Regions from separate parts of the Homo sapiens genome. Here region 2 is linked to region 1. Evidence: chromatin contacts called from ENCODE Hi-C or POLR2A ChIA-PET data. All regions are on one chromosome and are shown on one strand. The core of a region is the stretch at or near the end of the contact, and the rest is flanking DNA. Distances in the headings are between cores, read along the strand shown.

The links. A loop is a pair of places that touch in the nucleus more often than their neighbours do. ChIA-PET counts read pairs that join two places held with the same protein, here RNA polymerase II (POLR2A). Pooled maps may share reads with other maps.
Region 2: a loop to region 1 is called in a pooled map, with 12 times the contacts of the local background. The contact joins two enhancer-like sites. A Hi-C loop is called at or near these places in 1 of 37 single-sample maps with no recorded cell type and 9 of 50 pooled maps. POLR2A ChIA-PET finds 5 or more read pairs at or near these places in 1 of 52 experiments (WTC11).

What each region holds. Positions count from the first base shown.
Region 1 is chr4:150,824,976-150,831,646 of GRCh38, reverse strand. It overlaps LRBA (LPS responsive beige-like anchor protein), which reads left to right. Exons shown (of 57, transcript NM_001364905.1): 30 at 3,026-3,467. Among named protein-coding and RNA genes, the nearest start is that of LRBA, 190 kb to the left of the region's middle. Within about 2 kb of position 3,351, at least 5 of the 41 ENCODE cell types and tissues checked have a DNase peak (open chromatin) inside an H3K27ac peak, as active enhancers do.
Region 2 is chr4:151,028,254-151,034,924 of GRCh38, reverse strand. No RefSeq gene overlaps it. Among named protein-coding and RNA genes, the nearest start is that of LRBA, 16 kb to the right of the region's middle. RefSeq lists an enhancer at 2,718-2,997. Within about 2 kb of position 2,809, at least 4 of the 41 ENCODE cell types and tissues checked have a DNase peak (open chromatin) inside an H3K27ac peak, as active enhancers do.

The DNA of each region.
Region 1 (6,671 bases), core at 2,102-4,601:
AATTGCAATTGGGATATTTTTTGTTCTTTAAATGAACTAATTAAATGTAAGTCAGAAAATGTTATACAAAAAGAGTTGAAAAATTTTATTGACTTCATTTGCTGTGAAGAATCACTAACTCATATTCTAAGAGACAGACTTGTTAACAAGTAACTGCAATAATTGGAGTATTAAAAGTAGCTTCCAGTTATAAAAGTATAGTTAGTTAAGTAGCTGTTGCAATTATAGAAGTAGCTACCACCCAAAGGAGGCAATTTATTATTCACTCGATATTCATTCAATATCTACTGGATACTTGGGTATATATTCATGACTAAAACAAAACAAAAAATCTGTTTCCTTATGGAGCTTATATTCTAATGGGAGGAGATAGAAAATATCTACATGCTATAAGTAGATTGTGTAGTATTTTAGAAGGTGGTGAAAGTGCTAAAAAAAAAAAAAAAGAAAGTAATAAAGATGGTAAAAATATCAGGAATGACCAGGAGTAATTGGGTATGGATTTCTCTTTGAGGGAAATGAGAACTCATTGGAGGGTCTTGAGTACAGGAGTTACAATTTATGTTTTAAAAAGTACCTCTGGGCTGGGCTTGGTAGTTCACGCCAGTAATCCCAGCACTTTGGGAAGCCGAGGCAGCTGGATCACTTGAGGTCAGGAGTTGGAGACCATCCTGGCCAACATGGTAAAACCCTATCTCTACTAAAAATACAAAAAATTAGCCAGGCATGGTGGTGGGTGCCTGTAATCCCAGCTACTTAGGAAGCTGAGGCAGGAGAATCGCTTGAACTTGGGAGGCAGAGGTTGCAGTGAGCAGAGATCCCACCACAACAACTCCAGCCTGGGTGACAGAGTGAGACTCCGTTTCCAAAAAAAAAAAAAAAAAAAAAAGTAACTCTGTATTCTGTGTAGAGGATATAGCGTAGAGGGCAAGGATAATCAGTGTTTTTGGCTGGGTACTGCTGTTTAATACCTTACCCTGCACTTAGTGTCCTAAGACCATAACCATTTTAATCTTTCCTTCATGATTTCTTGAGTTAGATTTGGATAGGGCACGGTGGGCATGGTTTATCCCTGTTTCAGATGATGTTTGCTGGGTCTGGAAAATCTAAGATGACTTTTCTAATAGTATATATAGTGCCTCAGGTGGGATGGCTCCAAGAGCTGAGACTGACTGACTAAAACAGCTGAGCTGGGGTTGTGTGTCTGCAGCCTTGATACTTGTTCTCAACTGAGTTCCTGGTTTCCTTCATTAGTTTGGAGAGCATCTCTGTCTCCATATCGTCTCTCTACATGTTCTTTCCAGCAAGGTAGATCAGAAATAAGCCACACTTCTTACAGAGATGTTCAGAGATTCTGGGAATGCAAGAGCTGCCAGACCTTAAAACGTGGGCCAAATACTGGCCCACTGCTGCTTTTGCCAGATCCTGTGGGTTATTGTCAGTCAAGCCTAGTCCAGATTCAAGGGCTTGTCAAGGGATGCATACCAGGAGACATGGGGCAGTAGGATTATTAAAACAACCCTCTTCCACAACAGTTAGGAAGGAGGATATTGCAGTAATCAGTAATCCAGGCAAGAGGTTATGGTGGGTTGGATTAGGTTGGTAACTAGAGATGGTGAGAGGCAGTCAGATTCTGAATATGTTTTAGTGGTAGAAAAAACAGAATTTTAAAACATTAGGTGTGCATTTTGTGAATGAAAAAGGTAGTCAAAAATGATTACAAGGTACAGTGGAGTAGATTAAAGGTGAAAGAGATTTTCAGGGAAAGATAAAAAGAGAAGAAATTCAGTTTTCAGCATGTTGAGTTTGAGAGGTTTTTTTAGACATGTAAGATAAGTTGTAGGGTAGCAGTTATATTTAATAGTTTGAGTTTTTTGGTGGGGAAATATAGTGGTATTTAAAACTTGGAGAATGAATGATACCACGAAGGGACTAAATGCAGACAGAGAACATAAGAGGAACAAGGACTGAACCTTGTGTCCCTCCAACTTAAGAAATCAGGGAGAAAAAGAGGTGAAGGATGTTAAGAAGGAACAGTCAGTGAAGTAGTACAAGGAAAACAAAAAGAGAATGGTGTCCTGAAAGCCGAGGAAAGGAAGCATTGTCTAGTTGGAGGGAATAATCAGCTGTTGCTGTTATGTGAAGTCCTATTAGGACTGAACACTGACCATTGGAGTTAGCAAGATGCAGATTTTTTGGTGACCTTGATAAGACTATTTTTGCTAGAATGGGTTGAAACCCTGATTAAAGGGAGTGAGAATTAAAAGAGAGAAAAGGAGGTGTTCCTTGTTGAACTGGATTTTAAGGATCATTGAATTATTTATGCACGTAGAAGGGGTAACAAGTTTTCCAGCTGCAGTAACCATGTTTGAGGTAGAGCTTTTTATTTTATCCTAAAGATTGCGGACTTGGGCCAGGCATGGTGGTGCATGCCTATAATCCTAGCACTTTGGGAGGCCGAGGCAGGTAGATTGCTTGAGCTCAGGAGTTTGAGACCAGCCTGGGCAACATGGTGAAACCTCATCTCTACAAAAAAATAGAAAAATTAGCCAGACGTGGTAGCACATACCTGTAGTCTCAGCTACTTGAGAGGCTTAGGTGGGAGGATCGCCTGAGCCCAGGAGGTCAAGGCTGCAGTGAGCCTAGGTCACACCACTGCACTTCAGCCTGGGCAACAGACTGACACACACACACACACACACACACACACACACACACACACACCCCCAAAAAAGATTATAGACTTTTTCTTACAGGCCAATGACTTTCAACCTTGTGTTGCTACCCATTACTTTAGATCATTTTTGCAAGTATTTTATTATTTATTTTATTATACCATCTGTCTTGATAATAGGTGCACCCACTCAGTACATTCTGTAGAATACGTAATTAGTTTTTGCTTTTTTAGAACATGATGTATTTCATAATTCAAAACAGTAGATAGCTATTAAAACAGAATATACCTTTTAAAAATTAGTTCTAAACTTTTGTTTGTTTATTTCTTGTGTTTCTGGGTATGATATAGAAATCACACCAGCAGCATTCAGCACTTTAACTACGGCATCAGTGGAAGAATCTGAAAGCACATCATCTGCTCGAAGGAGGGACTCAGGCATTGGGGAAGAAACAGCCACTGGTTTAGGAAGCCATGTGGAAGTAACTCCTCACACAGCACCTCCTGGTGTCAGTGCAGGCCCAGATGCAATCAGCGAGGTGCTATCTACTCTTTCTTTAGAAGTCAATAAGTCTCCGGAAACCAAAAATGATAGAGGAAATGACTTGGACACTAAGGCTACACCGTCAGTTTCAGTTTCAAAAAACGTCAATGTGAAAGACATTCTCCGAAGCTTGGTTAACATACCAGCAGATGGAGTCACAGTGGATCCTGCCCTTCTGCCACCAGCCTGCCTTGGAGCCCTTGGTGATCTATCTGTGGAACAACCCGTGCAGTTCAGATCTTTTGACAGGTACTGATAATAGTTTTTCGTTTTGGTATGTTTCTACATCTGACCCTTGAACAACATGGGGGTTAGGGATGATGACGCCCTGTGTAGCCGAAAATCCACATATAACTTTTCACTCCCTCAGAACTTAACTACCAATAGCTTATGTTGATCAGAAACTTTACTGATAACATAAACAGTTGATTCACACATATTTTGATTGTTATATGTATTATATACTGTAATCTTACAGTAAGGTAAGCTAGAAAAAAAGAACATGTTATTAAGAAAATCATAAGGAAGGCCAGGTGCAGTGGCTCACATCTGTAATCCCAGCATTTTGGGAGGTTGAAGTGTGTGGATCACCTGAGGTCAGGAGTTCGAGACCAGCCTGACCAACATGGTGAAACCCAGTCTCTACTAAAAATACAAAAATTAGCTGGGCATGGTGGGGTGTGCCTGTAATCCAGGCTACTCCAGAGGCTGAGGCAGGAGAATCGCTTGAACCCAGGAGGGGCAGTGGTTGCAATGAGCTGAGATCGCACCATTGCACTCCAGCCTGGGCAAGAAGAGCGAAACTCTGTCTAAAAAAAAAAAAAGAAAAAAAAAGAAATCATAAGGAAGAAAAAAATATATTACTGTTCATCAGGTGAAGCGAATCATCATAAAGATCTTCATCTTTCTTGTCTTCATGTTGAGTATGCTGAGGAGGAGGAAGAGAAGAGGTTGATTTTAGTATCTCAGGGGCAGTTGAGGTAGCAGAGTTGGAGAAAGTGAAAGGGGAAGCAGGAGAGGCAGACACACTTGGTGTAAATTTACAGAAATGCACTGGAATTTCTTTCTGACCTTTTTGCTTTTTTATTTGTCTAAAAATGTTTCTATGTGGTACAAACCCTTCTTTCACCATTTGCTTTAGTTTCAGTGCCTGTATCATAGAAGGGTGAATGTCATAAAAGAAGTTAAAAGCAGTCTTGAATCATTAGAACCCTTCTGCCAGATTGTCTAATGTCAGTTCATTTTCTGGTACTGCTTCTTCTATGTCTTCCTCATCTAATAGTGGTTTGGATGTTCTTGTCTCCGTCAAATTGTTTTCCCTCTGTTGATCCTTCTGTTCTTGTGGTATCTGTTAGTTCTTGAATTTCTCTGAGATTCATATCTTGAAACCCTTCACCCCTCACCTTTTTGTCATATCTATAGTCTCTCATGATTTCCTTGATTAGTTCTGTCAGAAATCCTGTGGAGTCATGCACAACACCTAGAAACACAGTCTTCTCTAGGAGGAATTTATTGTTTCAAACTTGATGGTTTCCACAGCTTTTTCTGTAACAGTGATCCTCAGTGGTATAATCCTTCTAGACTTTCACGATGTTCTGTTGGGTTCTCTTCCATAGTGTTGACAGTTGTTTCCTAAGAATGCCATGTGTAATGAACCATAAAGGTCCTTGTGACCTCCTGTTCTAGAGGCTGAATTAGAGAAGTTGCGTTTGAGGGCAGTTAGACCACTTCAACACCCTCAGTGTTGAACTCATGAAGCTCTGGGTGGTCAGGAGCATTGTCCAATTGTAAAAGAACTTTAAAAGTTAATCTCTTACTGATAAGGTACTTCCTGACTTTAGGGACAAAGTATCAATAGAACCAATCCAGAAAAAGGATTCTTTTTGTCCAGGCCTTCTTGTACAACCAACAGACTTGCAGCTGGTGTTTGTGTTTTCCTTTCAAGGCTCAGGGGTTAGCAGCTTTATATTAATAGATAAGGGCAGTCATGATCATAAACCCAACTGCATTTGCACAAAACAGTAGAGTTAGCCTATCTCTTCCTGCCATAAATCCTAGTGCTCACTTCTCTTCCTTGCTAATAAATATCCTTTGTGGCTTCCCCCCCATCCCAAATAGGTTACGTTTGTCTGCATTAAAAACCTGACTGGGCTGGTCCTTTCTTCTAAATGATTTTCTTGATGTCTAGGAACTCATCTGTTGCCTCTTGGTTGGCAGAAGCTGCTTCTCCTGTTATCTTGATCATCCTTTGCTGGCATTAAATCTAGCCTTAGATTCTTTTTTACTTAAATTTGACATATAATGACTTCAGTTTTTCTCAAATCATGTTAGAGTCTATAGGTATGCCTTTCTTATAACAATCCTGTACCCACATAAAAGCTGCATTTTCAGTGCAAGATAAAGATATTTCACAAAAAGTGCAAGTTTTTTTTGTTTTGTTTTTTTGTTTGTTTGTTTTTTTGCCTCCTGGTGTCACTGCAGTGACAACTTTGCCAACTTCCTTTTCTTTACAATAGTTCTTATGCGGGATTAATTTCTTTGGAAATGGCAGGCAACCATAGCTACAGACCTCAATCTACAGTACATATCAAGCAATTCAACTTTTTCTTATAATGTCATGACTTTTCCCTGCTGCTTGGGAGCATGTCCAGTATTGCTAGTGGCACTTTGTATGGGTCCCATTATGTTATCAAAGGTTTATAATATTGCAGTAAACATGATGAAAAATATATGAGAACTGGGAGAGAGCACTTTTACCGTGATACACAGTTTACTGGAGAGACAAACTTCCCAGTACTTTGGGAGGCTGAGGCGGGTGGATCATTTGAGATCAGCAGTTCAAGACCAGCCCGGCCAACATGGTGAAACCCCACCTCTACTAAAAATACAAAAAAATTATCTACGCGTGGTGGCGGGTGCCTGTAATCCCAGCTATTTGGGAGGCAGAGGCAGGAGAATCGCTTGAACCTGGGAGGTGGAGGTTGCAGTGAGCCAAAACTGCAGCATTGCACTCCAGCCTGGGCAACAAGAGCAAAACTCCTTCCCCCCCTGCCCCATAAAAAGAGATGAACTGCGTGCTCTGAGATGACTAGTGTCACACAGCATTTTAAGTGATGCTAACAATACCAATGCTCAATGCAATTGTGGCAGGAAGTAGCTATGAAATTATTACAGTAGTACAGTATGCATTAATGTTAATTTTATACAGTTATGCTTTAATAATTGAAATTTACATTGTTTACATTTCTTTTAACTGTAGATGGTACCATGTACTATTTCTAAGTGTTTGTGTTTGTAAGTTTTGATATATTTTAACTTATTTTTGTGTCTTCTGAGATTTTTCATTTTATGAATTTTTTTTTTTTGTCTGGGTGCAGTGACTCACACCTGCAATTCCAGCATTTTGTGGGCTGAGGTGGGAGGATTGCTTGAGTCCAGGAATTTGAGACTAGC
Region 2 (6,671 bases), core at 1,560-4,059, 200 kb before region 1:
TAATGTTTAGTTCTAGATTCTTTTTTGATATATTTTGAAAGATTAGTACTTATTATGTGATTTGAAAGAGTTGCATCAGAGATCTGATTCTGAAATAAAACCAATATTTTTGATTCATAGAAACTAATGGTCTGAGTGAGCAGAGAAGAAACTGTTGTCAAGAGTTCCCTCTTTTGATCCAAGAAATTAATGGAATTTGCGACTGAATCAAAGATTATATGGACATTCCAAAGGCTAACCAGATTACCTGGCAAATAGAACACTTAACAGATAAATTGATTGGATTTTTTTTTTTTTTTTTTTTAAGATAGAGTCTCGCTCTGCTGCCTAGGCTGGAGTGCAGTGGCACGATTTTAGCTCACTGCAAACTCCGCCTCCCGGGTTCAAGCGATTCTCCTGCCTCAGCCTCTCGAGTAGCTGGGACTACAGGCATGCGCCACGACGCTGGCTAATTTTTGTATTTTTAGTAGAGATGGGGTTTCACCATGTTGGCCAGGCTGGTCTCGAACTCCTGACCTCAAGTGATCCACCTGCCTTGGCCTTTCAAAGTGCTGGGATTATAGGTGTAAGCCACCGCGCCCAGTCTAGAAAAACTTTTATAATTTTTTTCAAGAAATGTAAAATACAGCCGGGCATGGTGGCTCATGCCTATAATCCCAGCACTTTGGGAGGCTTAGGCAGGCAGATTACTTGAGTTCAAGAGTTCAAGACCAGCCTGGCCAACATGGCAAAACCCCGTCTCCACTAAACATACAAAAAATTAGTCGGGCATGGTAGCAGTCACCTGTAATCACAGCTACTTGGGAGGCTGAGGCTGAGGCAGGAGAATCGCTTGAACCCGAGAGGCGGAGGTTGCAGTGAGCAGAGATCGTGCCATTGCACTCCAGCCTGGGTGACGAGAGTGAAACTCCGTCTCAAAAAAAAAAAAAAAAAGAGTAAAATACGGTCATGCCTTAATTATTCTAATAATGGCTTACATTTATTAAGCAATAATTGCTTTTGGAGTATCATGGTAAGTGCTTTACCTGTAATCCTCACCATGGGTATTCTTAGTATAGACTTTTTTTCCTTTTTTGAGGGGGGCGGGGACAGGGTCTTGCTCTGTCATCCAGGCTGGAGTGCAGTGGTGCCATCTCAACTCACTACAGCCTCAGCCTCCTGGGCTCAAGTGATCTTCCCACCTCACCCTCCCAAGCAGCTGGGACTACAGGTGTGCATCACCATGAGTGGCTAATTTTTGTATTTATTTTAAAGACGGGGTCTCCCTATGTTGCCCTAGCTGGTCTTGAACTCTTGAACTCAAGTGATCTGCCCACCTCAACCTCTCAAAGTGCTGGAATTATAAGTGTGAGCCACCATGCCTGGCACTCTTAGTATAGTTGTTTTATAGGTGAGGAAACTGAAACTTCAATAATTTGTTCAATAATTTCTCATAAATACACAGCCAGTAGGTCATGGTAGTAGCACCAGATGTGTTAGGTGCTAAAGGCTATGCTGGTAACTAGTACATAATTTTATGATGTTTATAATAGCAAAACATCAGGAAAAAACTTGAATTTAAATAACAGAAGATTGCTTAAATTGATTTATTATGGTTTAGTCATATATTAATATACAGTTATTATATTATATACAATTAATATTTAAACACAAGTGGCCACGCAGTGTCTCATGCCTATAATCTTAGCACTTTAGGAGTCCAAGGCAGGTGGGTCACTTGAGGTCAAGGGTTCGAGACCAGCCTGGCCAACATGGCGAAACCTCGTCTCTACTAAAAATTCAAAAATTAGCTGGGTGTGGTGATGGGTGCTTGTAGTCCCAGCTACTCAGGAGGCTGAGGCAGGAGAATCACTTGAACCTGGGAGGCAAAGGTTGCAGTGAGCCAAGATTGCACCACTGCACTCCAGCCTGAGCGACAGAGCAAGACTCCATCTCAAAAAACAAAACAAAACAAAACAAAGAACCAAAAAAACCCCAAAATTCCACAAGTGACATGGAAAATGTTAATGATATATTTTTACGTGAAAAAAAAGCAGGGCACAGTATGTTTGGCATAATCTCAATTCTGTAATCCACATCCATTTAGTGGGAAGACAAACATACAGCAAATGAGTGTTGCAATTATGGGTGGTTTTTTTTTTTTTTTTTTTTGAGACAGAGTCTCACTCTGTCGCCCAGGCTGGAGTGCAGTGGCGCCATCTCAGCTCACTGCAACCTCCGCTTCCCAGGTTTAAGCGATTCTCCTGCCTCAGCCTCCTGAGTAGCTGAGACTACGGGTGCGCACCACTGTGCCCAGCTAATTTTTTTTTCTTTTGTTTAGAGATGGGTTTTTACCATGTTGGCCAGGCTGGTCTCAAACTCCTGACCTCGTGATCTGCCTACCTTTGCCCCCGAACATGCTGGGATTACAGGCGTGAACCACCGCGCCCGGGCCCCTTGGGTGTGTTTTTTTCTTTCATTTTTGAGCTTTTCTACATTTCCCAAACTTCCTTCAATTAACACGCATTACTTTTGCAATTATGTAAGATCTCTCAATGTTATTTAAAGCAGAGGTAAGAAATATAGTTAAGGGAAATAAATGTACCGTCATCAATTTCCTGACATATAACGAACATTTTGTGGGGAAAGGTGGAGGGGAAAACAGCATGTGAATGTCGCTGTAGCACAAATACATGCTCTTTCCCAGGTGCAGTCACCAGTACAGATATGTCTCATAACTTTCCATTAGCAATTATCATACTAACCAGGGGCATGAGTAAGCACAATCACATCCTGATCATTTTCCTCCTTCTTGAGTCACTTTCCTCCCCTGGCTTCCCTAACTCCACATTCCTATTTTCTGTTTACCACATTGGCCTCTCCTTTCTCAATCTCCTAGTTCCTTCTCCTCTAAGCACCCCTATTTACCTTTCAAAGAGCCCCAGGCTTGGTCTTGAGTCTCCTCTACCATCTAACACAGAGAAAAAGAAAATTAAAATACCTCCCAGAGCCTGGCCAATGGCAAGCAAGTGAAGCTACTCATTGATTTCACTGCTAGTCCTCTTCTAGCTCAACTCCCGTCAGGAACACCTCAGTCACGGGTGTATTCTCCCCACTTGCTCAAGTCAAAAACCTAGAAGCCATCTTTTGTTTCTCCCTTTTTTTTTTTTTTTTGGAGACCGAGTCTCGCTCTGTCGCCCAGGCTGGAGTGCAGTGGAATGATCTCGGCTCACTGCAAGCTCCGCCTTCCGGGTTCACGCCATTCTCCTGCCTCAGCCTCCCGAGTAGCCGGGACTACAGGCGCCCGCCACTGCGCCCAGCTAATTTTTTGTATTTTTAGTAGAGACGGGGTTTCACCGTGGTCTCGATCTCCTGACCTCGTGATCCGCCCCCCTCTGCCTCCCAAAGTGCTGGGATTACAGGCGTGAGCCACCGCGCCCGGCCTTGTTTCTCCCTTTTCACTCTTCCTCACTCCCTCATGTCCAAAACAGTAACAAATCCCGTTGGTGCTCTTTACTTTTCTTTCTTTCTTTTTTTCTTTCTTCTTTTTTTTTTTTTTGGTAGAGATGGGGTTTTCAAAATATATCTTTTTTTTTTTTTTTTTTTGAGACAGGGTCTCACTCTGTTGCCCAGCCTTGAGTGCAGTGGCACCATCTTGGCTGACTGCAGCCTCGACCTCCTGGGTTCAAGTGATTCTCCCACCTCAGCCTCCTGAGTAGCTGGGACTACCGGCTGGCGCCATCACACCTGGCTAATTTTTGTTTTTTTTTTGTAGAGACAGGGGTTTCTCCATGTTGCCCAGGCTGGTCTTGAACTCGTGAATTCAAGTGATCTGCCCACCTCTGCCTCCCAAATTGCTGAGATTACAGGTGTGAGCCCCAGCGCCCGGCAAAATATATCTTGAATCCTTTTCTTTTTCTTTTCAGCCTCCACCTTGCTTAGACTATTTAAGTGTTGTCCTAAATGGTCTCTTTGCTTTTATTCTTGCCTGATCACCATCTGTTCTTCACACACAGCCAGCCAGTTGCACTCATCTCTGCATTTGGAATTGAAACCTTAGGGGATATGGCTGTGGTCTTCTTTCATTCTTCCTATTGCAAGGTTAATATTTACCAAGCTTGCTGAATTATCACAATTCCAAGTTAAATTAGTAGTACCAAAAAAACAGTGAATTCACTTTGGTTTCCAAATATTTAATAGTCAAATGTTTGGGAACATAAAAAAAAAACAAAAAGGAAAAGAACAGTAATATTAATTTGCTCAATTGTTCTGTTCACCTTGTATGCCACCACCTTGGTTAATTGGTTAATAATGGCTGAGGGTGAATTAGAAAAAGAGGAAAATTACATTCTTTTTTTTTTTTTTGGAGATGGAGTTTAGCTCTTGTTGCCCAGGCTGGAGTGCAATGGCGCGATCTCGGCTCACTGCAACCTCCGCCTCCCAGATTCAAGCAATTCTCTTGTCTCTGCCTCCTGAGTAGCTGGGATTGCAGGCACATGTCACCACGCCCGGCTAATTTTTGTAATTTTAGTGCAGACGGCGTTTCATCATATTGGTCAGGCTAGTCTCGAACTTCTGACCTCAGGTGATCTGCCTTCCTCAGCCTCCCAAAGTGCTGGGATTACAGGCGTGAGCCACCGCACCCAGCCTATATTCTTTTCTTAATTCTCACCCATCTGTAAAGAACACAACACAAAGGCTGAATGTAATAAATGTGTACTATAGTCTGGAGGTGGCTTACCAAACTTGTTTCCATTTAAGTTAGTCTTACCTCATTTTTCCAGGGCCTCAATTCAATAGATTTTTTTTCTCTCTCTTTTTGTCTTCCAAGCTTCTACGATTATGACTCATGGAACTAAAACTAGATTAGTACTGCTATGTGTTACTTTCTGTATTAGATTTTTCTCAACTAGTTAAAATGACATAAGCGAAATATATATTTTTTAAAGCTTAAACACTAAGTAAAATGTTCTAACAACCTATTTTAAAAGGTTTAATTTAGCAGAGGAATAAAGACCTTCTAATTTTACTGTACAACATAATATAGTTTTTTCTGTAGTTGCTGATCACGGAACTTCCATTAATCTCATTTAGATTCTGGAAATTAGAGTACATTTTCCTAAATGATAATTTCTTGTTTACTAACCACATCTTTTTTCTTTATTTTTTTTTGCGGCAGAGTCTTGCTGTGTCACCCAGGCTGTAGTGCAGTGGCGAGATCTCAGCTCACTGCGGCCTCCGCCTCCTGGCTTCTAGTGATTCTTGTGTCTCAGCCTCATGAGTAGCTGGGATTACCAGGGTGCGCCACCATGCCTGGATTATTTTATTTTATTTTATTTATTTATTTTTTTGAGACGGAATCTCACTCTGTCGCTCAGACTGAAGTGCAGCAACCCGATCTCGGCTCACTGCAACCTCCGCCTCCTGGGTTCAAGTGATTCTCCTGCCTCAGCCTGCCGAGTAGCTAGGATTACAGGTGTGTGCCACCACACCTGGCTAATTTTTGTATTTTTAGTAGAGATGAGGTTTTACCACATTGGCCAGGCTGGTCTCGAATTCCTGACCTCAGGTAGATCCGTCCACCTCTGCCTGCCAAAGTGTTGGGATTACAGGCGTGAGCCACTGCCCCCAGCCCCAGCTAATTTTTGGATTTGTAGTAGAGACAGGGTTTCACCATGTTGGCCAGGCTGGTCTTGAACTCGTGACCTCAAGTGATCCATCTATATTGGCCTCCCAAAATGCTGGGATTACAAACGTGAGCCACTGTGCCCAGCTTACTAACCACATTTGATTTAGAAATAAACTATGGCTGGGTGCAGTGGCTCACGCCTGTAATCTTAGCACTTTGGGCGGCTGAGGCAGGCGGATCACCTGAGGTCAGGAGTTCAAGACAGCGTGGCCAACATGGTCACGCTGTCTCTATTAAAATACAAGAATTAGCCGGGCATGATGGTGGGTGCCTGTAATCTCAGCTACTCAGAGGCTGAGATGGTCAACCCTGTCTCTATTAAAATACAAGAATTAACCAGGCATGATGGTGGGTGCCTGTAATCCCAGCTACTCAGAGGCTGAGATGGGAGAATCGCTTGAATCTGGGAGACGGTGGTTGCAGTGAGCCGAGATCACACTACTGCACTCCAGCCTGGGCAGCTGAGCAAGACTCCATCTCAAAAAAAAAAAAAAAAAAAAAAAGAATTACCTAGAAAGCTATAAAAAAAACACTGATATCTCTGATATCTGTCTGGGTCCCACTTGAGATTCTGATGTGATTGGCTTGGGTATTAACATTTATTTATTTATTTATTTATTTTCTTTTAACAAATGGTTTATTGATGTTATAATGAATTACAAAATATTAGTATCTAATTCTATACTTTATGGCCACCCCATAGGATGAATCTTTGGAACAGAAAAAAAAAAATAAAGATTTTGTTATCCCATAATCATAAAGCTGTTATACTCAGCCCAGGCACAGCTAGTATAACATTCTGCTCAACCCCACAGGCTCCATTCCCTTTAACACTTATTTATAATATGTTTGGGTCACTCATAGTAGTGAAACACTGTCAGCATCAATAGTTAGCAGCACTTTCAAAATACATTTTATTGTCCTGAATAGAAACCTTAACTATTCAATTTGTCCAGTAATTCCAAACGGTCTTATTACTTCTATACATAAGATATGATCTTAC